Linked DNA regions of Homo sapiens: region 1 is linked to region 2. The links are chromatin loops, found by intact Hi-C in ENCODE. Cell type or tissue: B cell. All regions are shown on one strand. Links, peaks and the distances in the headings refer to the core of each region. The heading gives the core; the rest is flanking DNA. Region 1 overlaps SLC38A1 (solute carrier family 38 member 1). Region 2 holds the start of LINC02416 (long intergenic non-protein coding RNA 2416).

Evidence for each region. Peaks named below come from ENCODE experiments on the same cell type or tissue, not always from the same donor. Only the 100,000 strongest peaks of a DNase experiment are listed, where the experiment ranks them.
Region 1: a loop joins it to region 2, with 5 times the contacts of the local background. A loop is called at or near these places in 4 of 110 quality-filtered maps.

The regions. Positions count from the first base shown.
Region 1 is chr12:46,215,384-46,220,887 of GRCh38, forward strand. The region is part of intron 5 of SLC38A1 (solute carrier family 38 member 1); the gene reads right to left. Among named protein-coding and RNA genes, the nearest start is that of SLC38A1, 51 kb to the right of the region's middle. RefSeq lists enhancers at 7-66, 628-957, 1,128-1,187 and a silencer at 4,542-4,601. In B cell, for the core only: no CTCF peak of the experiment used is centred there; DNase peaks (open chromatin) are centred at 1,028 and 2,808; H3K4me3 peaks cover 2,958 bases; H3K27ac peaks cover 4,942 bases.
Region 2 is chr12:47,353,538-47,358,797 of GRCh38, forward strand. LINC02416 (long intergenic non-protein coding RNA 2416) reads left to right here and starts at 231. Exons shown (of 4, transcript NR_183615.1): 1 at 231-345. In B cell, for the core only: no CTCF peak of the experiment used is centred there; a DNase peak (open chromatin) is centred at 2,904; H3K4me3 peaks cover 1,512 bases; H3K27ac peaks cover 4,522 bases.

The sequences.
Region 1 (5,504 bases), core at 284-5,283, 1.1 Mb before region 2:
CTGCTTCCTTTGGTTGACTTCCTCAAGCATTACTTTTTTTTTTCTTGAGACAGAGTCTTGCTCTGTCACCCAGGCTGGAGTGCAGTGGCACAATCTTGGCTCACTGCAACCTCTGCCTCCCAGGTTCAAGTGATTCTCCTGCCTCTCCTGAGTAGCTGGGATTACAGGTGCATGCCACCACACCCAGCTAATTTTTGTATTTTTTAGTAGAGACGGGTTTCACCATATTGGCCAGGCTGATCTCAAACTCCTGACCTCAGGTGATCTGCCCACCTCAAGCATTATTTACTTCAGCAGGACATATATTTAAATTCTATTTTCAACCTCCCCTCCCCCATGTTTCACTCCTTCCAAAAGGGATCTGAGGCTTACTAAACTATGTAATTCTTCCTCTTCTAGATCCAGTTAGAAGTATAAAACTTTTACTATCCTCAATTAAACAAGCAGGCTAGTACATATAAAAACTCCTTGAGCTGGGGTAAAAGTGGTCTTTATTACTAGTCCTCCTTTGATCTATCACTGTCTCCTAATAACCCACAGCCCTCACTCCAAAACTTACAGACATACTGCTTGTTGAGGCAGAGTATTTACAAGAAAAATTTAAAATCCAGGACAAGGAACTTAGACAAACCATAGGAAATGCATCGGTTCTGGGCTAGCCTATCTTTCTCCACTCCTTTCTGCTATTGCTGGCCTCTCCCTCACCCTCTTCTACCTCTTACTTCTAGTCTACCTTTCTCAAGGGTCTCAACCCTCCTGCATCTTCACCTTGCACTTTCCCATTCATCTTTCATCTCCACCAACTCTCCCTGCTTCTCCATCCCCACCCCCAATTATTCTAGGGGAAATACCTGTATAAAGATTTGAAAACATTGTTGAAGAGACTAGAACACTAGCTGAAAATGATGGAGGGGCTGGACTGTGGGGAGGACCCAACTGAGAATGCAGACCAAGAACTTAGTGTCGCCGTGTCTGTGTGGTTGGAAAGCACAGCTTCAGGGGTTTTCCAGGCAAGTGTGACAGCCAGCCAGTGGAAACAGGAAGTAGGGCATGAGTAGAAGGTTTAAGTGAGGGACCAGAGGCTCTCAGTGAGGCTCGAGGACAGGAATAGTGGTTTCTGGCCTAGGGAAGCAATGCCAATGGAAGACTTAAGTGGTGAGGAAAGAGACACAGAAGAAGAATCCTGGCCAGGCGCGGTGGCTCACACCTGTAATCCCAGCACTTTGGGAGGCAGAGGTGGGCAGATTGCCTGAGCTCAGGAGTTCGCGACCAGCCTGGATAACATGGTGAAACCCCGTATCTACGTTATCTACTAAAATACAAAAAATGACCTGGGCATAGCGGCGTATGCCTGTGGTCCCAGCTACTCGGGAGGCTGAGGCAGGAGAATTGCTTGAACCCGGGAGGCGGAGGTTGCAGTGAGCTGAGATCATGTCACTGCACTGCAGCCTGGGTGACAGAGTGAGATGCCGTTTCAAAAAAAAAAAATCCTTTGTTTAATGAGAGCTCAGATGGAAAGAGGCAGGCCCAAAAGCAAAGAGACAGGGACAAGGTGTTCTGAGTCCCTAAATTCATATGAAAATGTTAAATATTTTGAAAAATTCAAAATGATCTTTTATATGAAAATGGGTTTTGTCAAGCTCTTTAATTTACCTTAAGGGATTCAATATAATTAATAAAACACTTTACTGATCATTAATAGTACCAAATGTTGGGGTATTCATTATATATCAGGCCCTTTCTAAGCACTTTTTAAAATACTTCACTTATGAGTAGTACTATTACTATCCTTATTTTACAGATAAGGTAAATAAGGTAACAAGGAGGTTAAGTATTTTGTCTAAGGTCACACAGCTAGTGTCAGAGCACTCAAACCCTGGTAGTATGACTCCAAAGTCCCTACCCATCACGTTGCATTGTCTATCAAAGTCAAACATCCAGAGTGGAATAACACTGTAAAAAATAAGACCAAACAAAAATCTTAGAATGAAATACATTGAAATGTTAATGGAGCTTGTCTAAGGTGAGCCTGAACACTCCGAACAGAGAGACTTTGCGTGTTTTCTTTATACTTTATTTCATTTATTTTATGCATTTTCAAAATGGTTTAATGGTTATCTTAGTTTTACAATAAAAATATAAAGAACTTTTCAAGTGACAGTATTATTATTTTAACCCCTTTTTAGGGGAGAGTTGCATTTGTTTAAGTCTTAAGCTCATTAATAGAATCCCTGTTTGATTAAGGAGCTCACAAAATACTTACAGAAAGGAGTAGAAACATAATTATTCAGTCCTAAAGTGGACTTCTTAGTCACTAAATTCTGATCAAATTTCAAAATTCTGAGGGTCAGAAGACCAGCACACGGTGACCTTGTAGCATGTGATCATGTATAATGCTTACAAATTAGATTAGGGAATTAAACGGGTGGTTTTAAAAGGCCAGGCAGGAAACAGGTGGAGAGCAATTATTTGTACCGTTCTTTCCATTTCTTTCCTTGTAGGTAAATCTAAGCTCTGTGGTGCAAAGCTTTTCTTAAACTAGCCTCACTGTCAGTTAGGTATTTTGTTTTGTCTAGAAAAATAAATATGCATTGCTGATGGCCAATTCAAATAGTATCTAATATAATCCTCAAAAGAAAGAGGAATCTAAAAGAAGTATCCCAGTAAAAATAGAATTTTAGTTTAGTTGGTTCTTTGTAAAAAAGTTAAAGGGAGGTCTGAGCTTAAATGAGGATGTTGTACCAGTGAGAAAGAGCGCCATGTACCACTACCACTTCCTGTTTTTAACCTATAGTGGGTAGAGGGCTGTGGGTTTTGTGGGCACTCCATTTATAACTCTTGACACTCTTGATGTGTCCTCGTTCCTCTTTTCCCACTCCACAAGGACAAGTCGTTTCCCTTCTCCTCAAACCTAGATCCCTACTCTTTATCATATTCTAAAGATGTTAACTCTTGAGTGACAGAAAAATCCCATGTGACTGTTGAAGTAAAGGAATATGCTGTTCTCGGTGGGTATTTGGGACTTTTGTTCCGGTAGAAAGGTGGATTGGGGGCTTCATTCATATTTTCCCATTCTGTTTTTGTGGTAACAAGACACATTTAAGGAGAAATAGGCGGTTTAAGAGGAGCACCCAATGGACTTGTTGCTCTCCTCCCCACAGATGTCAGTCATCTTGGGCAAGTTGCTTAGCCTCCGTTAATTTTAGTTTTGTAGTCGCCCAATGGGTTCACCTTGCCTGCTGCCTAGACAGAACCACTTTATTGAGACAGGGGAATTGCAATGGAGAAAGAGTAAGTCATGCAGAGTCAGCTGTGTGGGAGACCGGAGTTTTATTATTACTCAAATCAGTCTCCCAGAGCATTCGGGGATCAGAGTTCTTAAAGATAATTTGGCAGCTAGGGGCTTGGGAAGTGGGGAGTGATGATTGGTTAAGTTGGATATGAAATCATAGGGGGGTGAAGTAAGATTTTCTTGCTGTCTTCTGTTCCTGGGTGCAATGGCAGAACTGGTTGGGCGAGATTACCAGTCTGGGTGGTGTCAGCTGATACATGGAGTACAGCTCTGCAAAATATCTCAAGCACTGATCTTAGGTTTTACAATAATGATGTTACCCCGAGGAGCAATTTGGGGAGGTTCAGACTCTTGGAGCCAGAGGCTGCATGACCCCTAAACTGTAATTTCTAATCGTGTAGTTAATTTGTTAGTCCTGCAAAGGCAGACTGGACCCCAGGCAAGAAGGGGGTCTTTTTGGAAAAGGGCTGTTACCAATTTTGTTTCAGTCAAACCATGAACTGAATTCCTTCCCAAAGTTAGTTCGGCCTATGCCCAGGAATGAACAAGGACAGCTTAAGGGTTAGAAGCAAGATAGAGTTGGTTAGGTCTGATTTCTTTCACTGTCATAATTTCCTTGGTTATAATTTTGCAAAGGCAGTTTCAGTTTCTTTATCTATAAAATGGGGGTAATTAACAGGGTTGTTATAAAGATCTCATGGAACAATGTACACTTTACAACTATCTTTTCTTTTTTAAAGTCCTTTATAAAATTAAAAGTCAATCTTACCTAGCCAGCCACACAAAAGGAGGCTGCGGGTGGCTTTGGTCTGCAGGCTGTCCCTTGCTGACCCCTGATATAGATGCAGATCTTTGAAATCATGTGCCTGACATAAGGTAAAGTCTGTGGCCAGAGAACAAAGCAAAACTAACTGGCCCACAAAGGAGTAGTTTTCTAATTAAACCAACTACCACTCTGTGAGTAATAAAAGTTCAAGCTAACCTTGAAAATCCAACTCTCTGCACCACACTTAACCTGCTCTACTGTGATAACTCCAACCTGGCCTACTGTAAACCAGATGAGTGAGCAGAGAAGGCATTCTACCAATCATGGAGGTAAATAATGCTGTAAAACCATAGCCAGTATAGTTAAGTTGTCTGTTGCAGGCTAAGAAAAATACACTGTACCAAAACAGAGATCACACTGCTGTCCTTGGATAGGACCAAGGCACCTGAGGCAACTCAGCATAAATAGGACTGAGTGAACTCAGGGTATACACTCTAGCGCATGTGCGCGCACACACACACGCACACACACCCCTACCTTTCTGGGGCTAAGAGAATTGAATTCTTAGAACCCCCTTATCAGATGCATCACAGACGACTCATAAACTAGCAATAGCTGCTCAACTTCTAAAAACAATGAGTGGGACTCATCTCCTACACATGCCAACTATTTCTGTTTACAAAATAGGCACTCATTGTTAACGCAATGCTAACCACTTTCCCATTTCCCTATTTCTGAAAAGCTTCTTAATCCAGTGGATTTCAATAGAGTTCAATGGCACTGCCACTGTCCCTTTTCCATGTATTTCAAATGTTGGCAAGCCTGAATGTGCCATTTCTCCCTCTCCCGGGTTATTACTCCCAAACAACAGACTCTGATGTCAATGATTTTTGCTGCCAGCCAAAGGACAATTTTCTCTTCAAATCATTTCTAAGGAACTGTGACTATAACTCAAAGAATTCTAAAAACAAGAAACTGATTGGCAAGAGGAAAGATGAATGTGACTAGTCCGATGGACCTCCTAGGATCATCCGGAAGAGTAGGGTTTCCTTATTGACTTCCTCTTAACTGCTCTGTCTTTAGATCACAAGATCCAGTTTGGTATTTCCTAAGGAGGCAAAGAACTGCTCACTTAGGAATGCACAGAGGAGATGACTTACCATTTATAAGGAATAACTTGATAAATAGCACACAGACCATCTTCGTTGCCACTGAGAGCAAAATTATTATCTTGGTAGGTGTCATTCAACCTTTTTGGCATATATGTAAAGTAATAAAGCAACGATAGCTTAAGAGCAGGCCAAGTTTGTATAAAGGTATGCTGCAATCTCACTGCAACTTAGTAGAATTTGCTGAAAAATATTTAGAGACATCAGAAAGTGATGCTGGTGCAATTGGTTAAGAATATAATTCTCCCGATAGAATGAGAAGACTATTTTTTGTGAT
Region 2 (5,260 bases), core at 1-5,000:
AGGAGTTTGAGACCAGCCTGCAAAACACAGTGAAACCCTGCCTCTATAAAAAATACAAAAATTAGGTGGGCATGGTAGTCTGTGAATGTAGTTCCAGCTACTTGGGAGGTTGAGGTGGAAGGATCACTTGACCCCAGGAGGTCAAGGCTGCAGTGAGTCATGAGTGTGCCACTGCACTCCAGCCTGTGCGACAGAGTGAGACTCCGTCTCAAGAAAAGAAAAGAAAAAGGAAACTGCAACGATGAACAGATCAGAATAGGCGACATGCACTGAACAAGGTAAAAAAGACAGAAAATTATCTGGAGAGGTGGCCGGAGGACACATCAAGAAGCGCCTTGTACATTGGTAAGGATTGTGGATTTTATGGTGATTAAAAGTTGCTGTGGGGTTTTTTGAGTACAGGAATGACTTAACCGGTATAATGTTTGTAAAAGGATCCATTTGGCTGCTGTGCAGAGAAATAGACAGGACAAAGTAAGTGGAGAAGCCAGGATACATACAGGAAGCTATGGTCATTGTCCTGGTGAAAGCAATCCACAACTTGGGCCTGGTAGGGACAAAGGTGAAAAGTTGCTAATTCTACATGTATTCTTTGATGGATTGGGCATGGAGAGGGAGAGAAAGGGAGTGGTCAATAAGATTCCAAAGTTTTGGGCCCAAGCAATTGAGTAAAACCGTGGTGACTTTTACTGAAATAGGAAAAACTGAGGTGGGTCAGTCTGGGGCAGGGGGAAATATGAAATTCCATTTGAGAGCTGTTAAGTTTGAGATATCTATTATATAATCAAGTGGGTATGTCAAGTAGGCATTTGTTGGTTTTTATAATTGTATTAGTCAGGGTTCTCTAGAGGGACAGAACTAATGGGATAATATATGATATATACATATATATGATATATATATATATATATCAATTGTACCCCAAACCTCAGCATCACATAATATACTCATGTAACAAACCCACACATGTATCCCTGAATCTAAAATAAAAGATGAAATTATAAAAAAAGTTATATTGAAGCGTGAAATATTGATTACAATTTTGAAGCATAAAATATATCGATTATTATCATGGTTATTACTGAGTATCAACTTGATTGGATTGAAGGATGCAAAGCACTGATCCTGCGTGAGTCTGTGAGGGTGTTGCCAAAGGAGATTAACATTTGAGTCATATATATATATATAGATATAGATATATAGATATAGATATAGATATAGTTTAGTAAGTATTAACTCACACAATCACAAGGTCCCACAATAGGCCATCTGCAGGCTGAGGAGCAAGGAAAGCCAGTCTGAGTCCCAAAGCTGAAGAACATGGAGTCTGATGTTTGAGGGCAGGAAGGGTCCAGCATGAGAGAAAGATGTAGGCTGGGAGGCTAGGCCAGTCTAGTCTTTTCATGTTTTTTTGTTGTTTTTTTTTTTTTCTGCCTGCTTTATATTATAGCCATGCTGGCAGCTGATTAGATGGTGCCCACCCAGATTAAGGGTGGGTCTGCCTTTCCCAACCCACTGACTCAAGTGTTAATCTTCTTTGGCAACACCCTCACAGACACCTGCAGGATCAGTGCTTTGCATCCTTCAATCCAATCAAGTTGACACTCAGTATTAACCATGATAATAATAAATATATTCTGTGCTTCAAAATAGTTGTAATCAATATTTGACACTTCAATATAACTTTTTTTTATAATTTCATCTTTTATTTTAGATTCGGGGATACATGTCTGGGTTTGTTACGTGGGTATATTATGTGATGCTGAGGTTTGGGGTACAAATGATCCCATCACCCAGGTATTGTTCACAGTACCCAATAGTTATTCAACCCTTGCTCCCCTTCTTCCTTCCTCCCTCTAGTAGTCCCCACTGTCTACCATTGCCATCTTTATGTCCATGAATATCCAATGTTTAGCTCCCACTTATAAGTGAGAACATGCGGTATTTGGCTTTCTGTTCCTGTGTTAATTTGCTTAGGGTAATGGCCTCCAGCTGTGTCCATGTTCCTGCAAAGAACATGATTTTGGTCTTTTTTCTGGCTGCATCAAGTAGGCATTTGGATATGAAGTCTGGTGTTCAGGAGAGTTTGGGGCTGGAGACAGAAATTTGTAAGTTATCAATATCTAAACTAGTGCTAACCAGTAGACATACGAGGCAAGTTACATATGTTTTCTAATAGCTATATGTTAAAAAGTGGAAAAAATAGGTAACATTAATTTTAGTAATGTTTTATTCAACTTAATACATCCAAAATCTCATTTTATTGTATAGTCAATATGAAAATATTATTGTGTTGTTTTACATTCTTTTTTTTATAAGTCTTTGAACTTCAGTATGAATTTTACATGTGTACCACATCTTGATTCAGACTTAATAGCCATGTGGCTAGTGGCTACTGTGTTGGACAGCACAGGTCTGGATGGTGTTTAAAGCCAATGGACTGGATATTGAGAGACAGTATAGATAGAAAAGAGAAGAAGCCCAAGAGACCCGAGGACTGAGCCCTTGGAAACTGCAGCATTTAAAAGTCAGGAAAAAGAAGAGGAGGATCCCCAATAGAAGAGAAAAAGAATAGAAATGCTGTCTTGTTAGGGGAGCAGGATATGGGTGTATGCATTTATCAAAACTGATTGAACTGCACACTTAAAATTTATGCATTTCACAATATGTAAATTATGACTCAATTTTAAAAAGCACATTCTAAAAATAGAAGAGAGAGAGAGAGAGAGAGAATCAAATGGAGAAAACAGTGAGGATGGTGTGGGGTTCCAGAAACAAGTGATCAACTACGTCAAATGCTGGTAAGAAGTCAAGTGAGATAAGGACAGAATTAACCAGAGAATGGGCAATGGAAGGTCATATGTCACCGTGGCAAAAGAAGATTTGAGAGAGGGGATGAAAGCTTGATTAGAAGTTCATTCGAGTGAGAATGGGGAAGCTTCTGGTCACAGATGGCTGATCTAACATGTGATTTTACTTCTGCTTCCCCTGAAACCTGACTAAATGACAGTAAATGGAATTTGTAATGACTTACTCACACCCCTGCCCCACTCTAACATGTACAGTTTGGAAACTGGAAAGCATCTAGGGAAGGATAAATGACTGAGATCTATGAAAGCTGAATTCCTAGTCAGCACTGGGGAAAGCAAGGAGCAATTTGTCACCATAGAACCCGCCAAAGGCTCAGAAATCTGTAATACAGGTTCAACCAAAAGTGAGGGGTGTAGGTGGGCCTGAGAACTGTTTAAAAAGCAATTTGATACCCAGATCAGGGTATCAGCAATTTGATACCCAATGTCCAGGAGGGACATTAATACAATGAAAGGAAGCTTTTGGAAGTTAAAAATATGAAAGCTGAAACAAAAATCTCAATACAAAGACTAGAAGGTAAATTGAGGAAAGTAGAGCAAAAAATCAAAGAGAAGGAAAACAGCAGAGAAAAGTAAAAAAGAAAATTAGATGATCAGTCCAAGAGGTCTAACATCTCAATGATAGGAATTACAGAAAGAGGGAACAACAACAAAAGAACATACATGAAGAAACAGTCAAAGGAAAAATTCAAGGAAATTTCCAAAGTGGAATGACAGGAATTTCTAGATTAAAAAGGCCCACCGGCCAGGTGCAGCAGCTCATGCCTATAATCCTAGCACTTTGGGAGGCCGAGGCGGGCGGATAGCCTGAGGTCAGGAGTTCCAGACCTGTCTGGCCAACATGGTGAAACTCAGTCTCTATTAAAAATACAAAAAGTTAGCTGGGTGTGGTGGCGGGTGCTTGTAATCCCAGCTACTTGCGAGGCTGAGTCAGGAGAATCACTTGAACCCGGGAGACAGAGGTTGCAGTGAGCTGAGATCGCACCATTGCACTGCAGCCTGGGAGACAGAAGGAGACTCCGTCTCAAAAAAAAAAAAAAAAAAGGCTACCAAAAACCCAGCATAATGAATGAAAGCAGACCCATAATAAGTCGTCTCATTATAAAATGTCATAATATCAGGCCAAAAGAGATGAAAGAATAGGTCATATACAAAGGATCAAGAGTAAGAATAGATTTGGATTTTTTAACAACAGTGGAAACTAGAAGTTAATGTAAAACAATGTTTTTATAATTTGAGAGAAAACTATTTCTGCCTTAGAATTTATATACACAAAGTCCTAAGTGTGAAGATAGGCTAAAGGCATTTTCAGACATGCTAGTCCTCAAACATTTACTTTTTATAGTTACTGCTGGAGCAGTAGCACGATGAAGGAGTATGTCAAGGAAGAGGATGACATGTCCCACCAACAGTGGCTCCGACTCAAGAAAGAAGGGACGGGAATCGCAGGATGTAGGTGACGGGGATTCCAGGGTGCCAACCGTGCAGCGGCCTCAGAGAGCAACCTGAGCAGATCGAAGCAAGTCTCCAGAAAACATAGCTCCAAAAAGATGAAATTGATATATTTGAACATATGGGAAGAACATCCACACTTCTGAAGAGGACTGGGGTCAAATTGCTGATAACTGCTTACATAGCTAAGCAAATTTTTAAAAAAGAATATTAACTTTAGGGAACATCGAAAGATCTTAAATAAAAAGTAACCATGATTTATCACATGGCTTGGTTGCAAGTAGTCACTTTTTCATAATAATGAAAACACTGAATACTGATCTAACCATAAAAATACTTTGACTCTATGGGGAGATGGGGGACTGGAAGTGTACATGTGTGTACAGATGTGACTAGGAAGGGGTGTGGGGAGTGCTGAATCCACGCATTCCTTAAAGAAGTCAGGATCATGTCCAAAACTTGGAAAATAATAGAGAGGAAGCAATACAAGAAAATTATTTAGAATTATAGCCATAATTTTTTTAAAGCTAAAAGACTCGAGGCTGGGCTCCGTGGCTCAGGCCTGTAATCCTAGCACTTTGGGAGGCCGAGGCGGGCGGATCATGAGGTCAGGAGATGAAGACCATCTTGGCCAACACGGTGAAACCCCGTCTCTACTAAAAATACACACAAAAAAAAATTAGCTGGGTGTAGTGGCGGGCGCCTGTAGTCCCAGCTACTTGGGAGGCTGAGGCGGGAGAACAGCGTGAACCCAGGAGGTGGAGCTTGCAGTGAACTGAGATTGCGCCACTGCACTCCAGCCTGGGTGACAGAGTGACACTCCGTCTCAAAAAAAAAAAAAGACTTGATCACAATTTCTTGGGAAGTGAAAAATAGGGAGAAGGAATGAAAAGTTGTCAATTGCAGCACTTTTTGGCTCTCTAATCTATGCACCTATA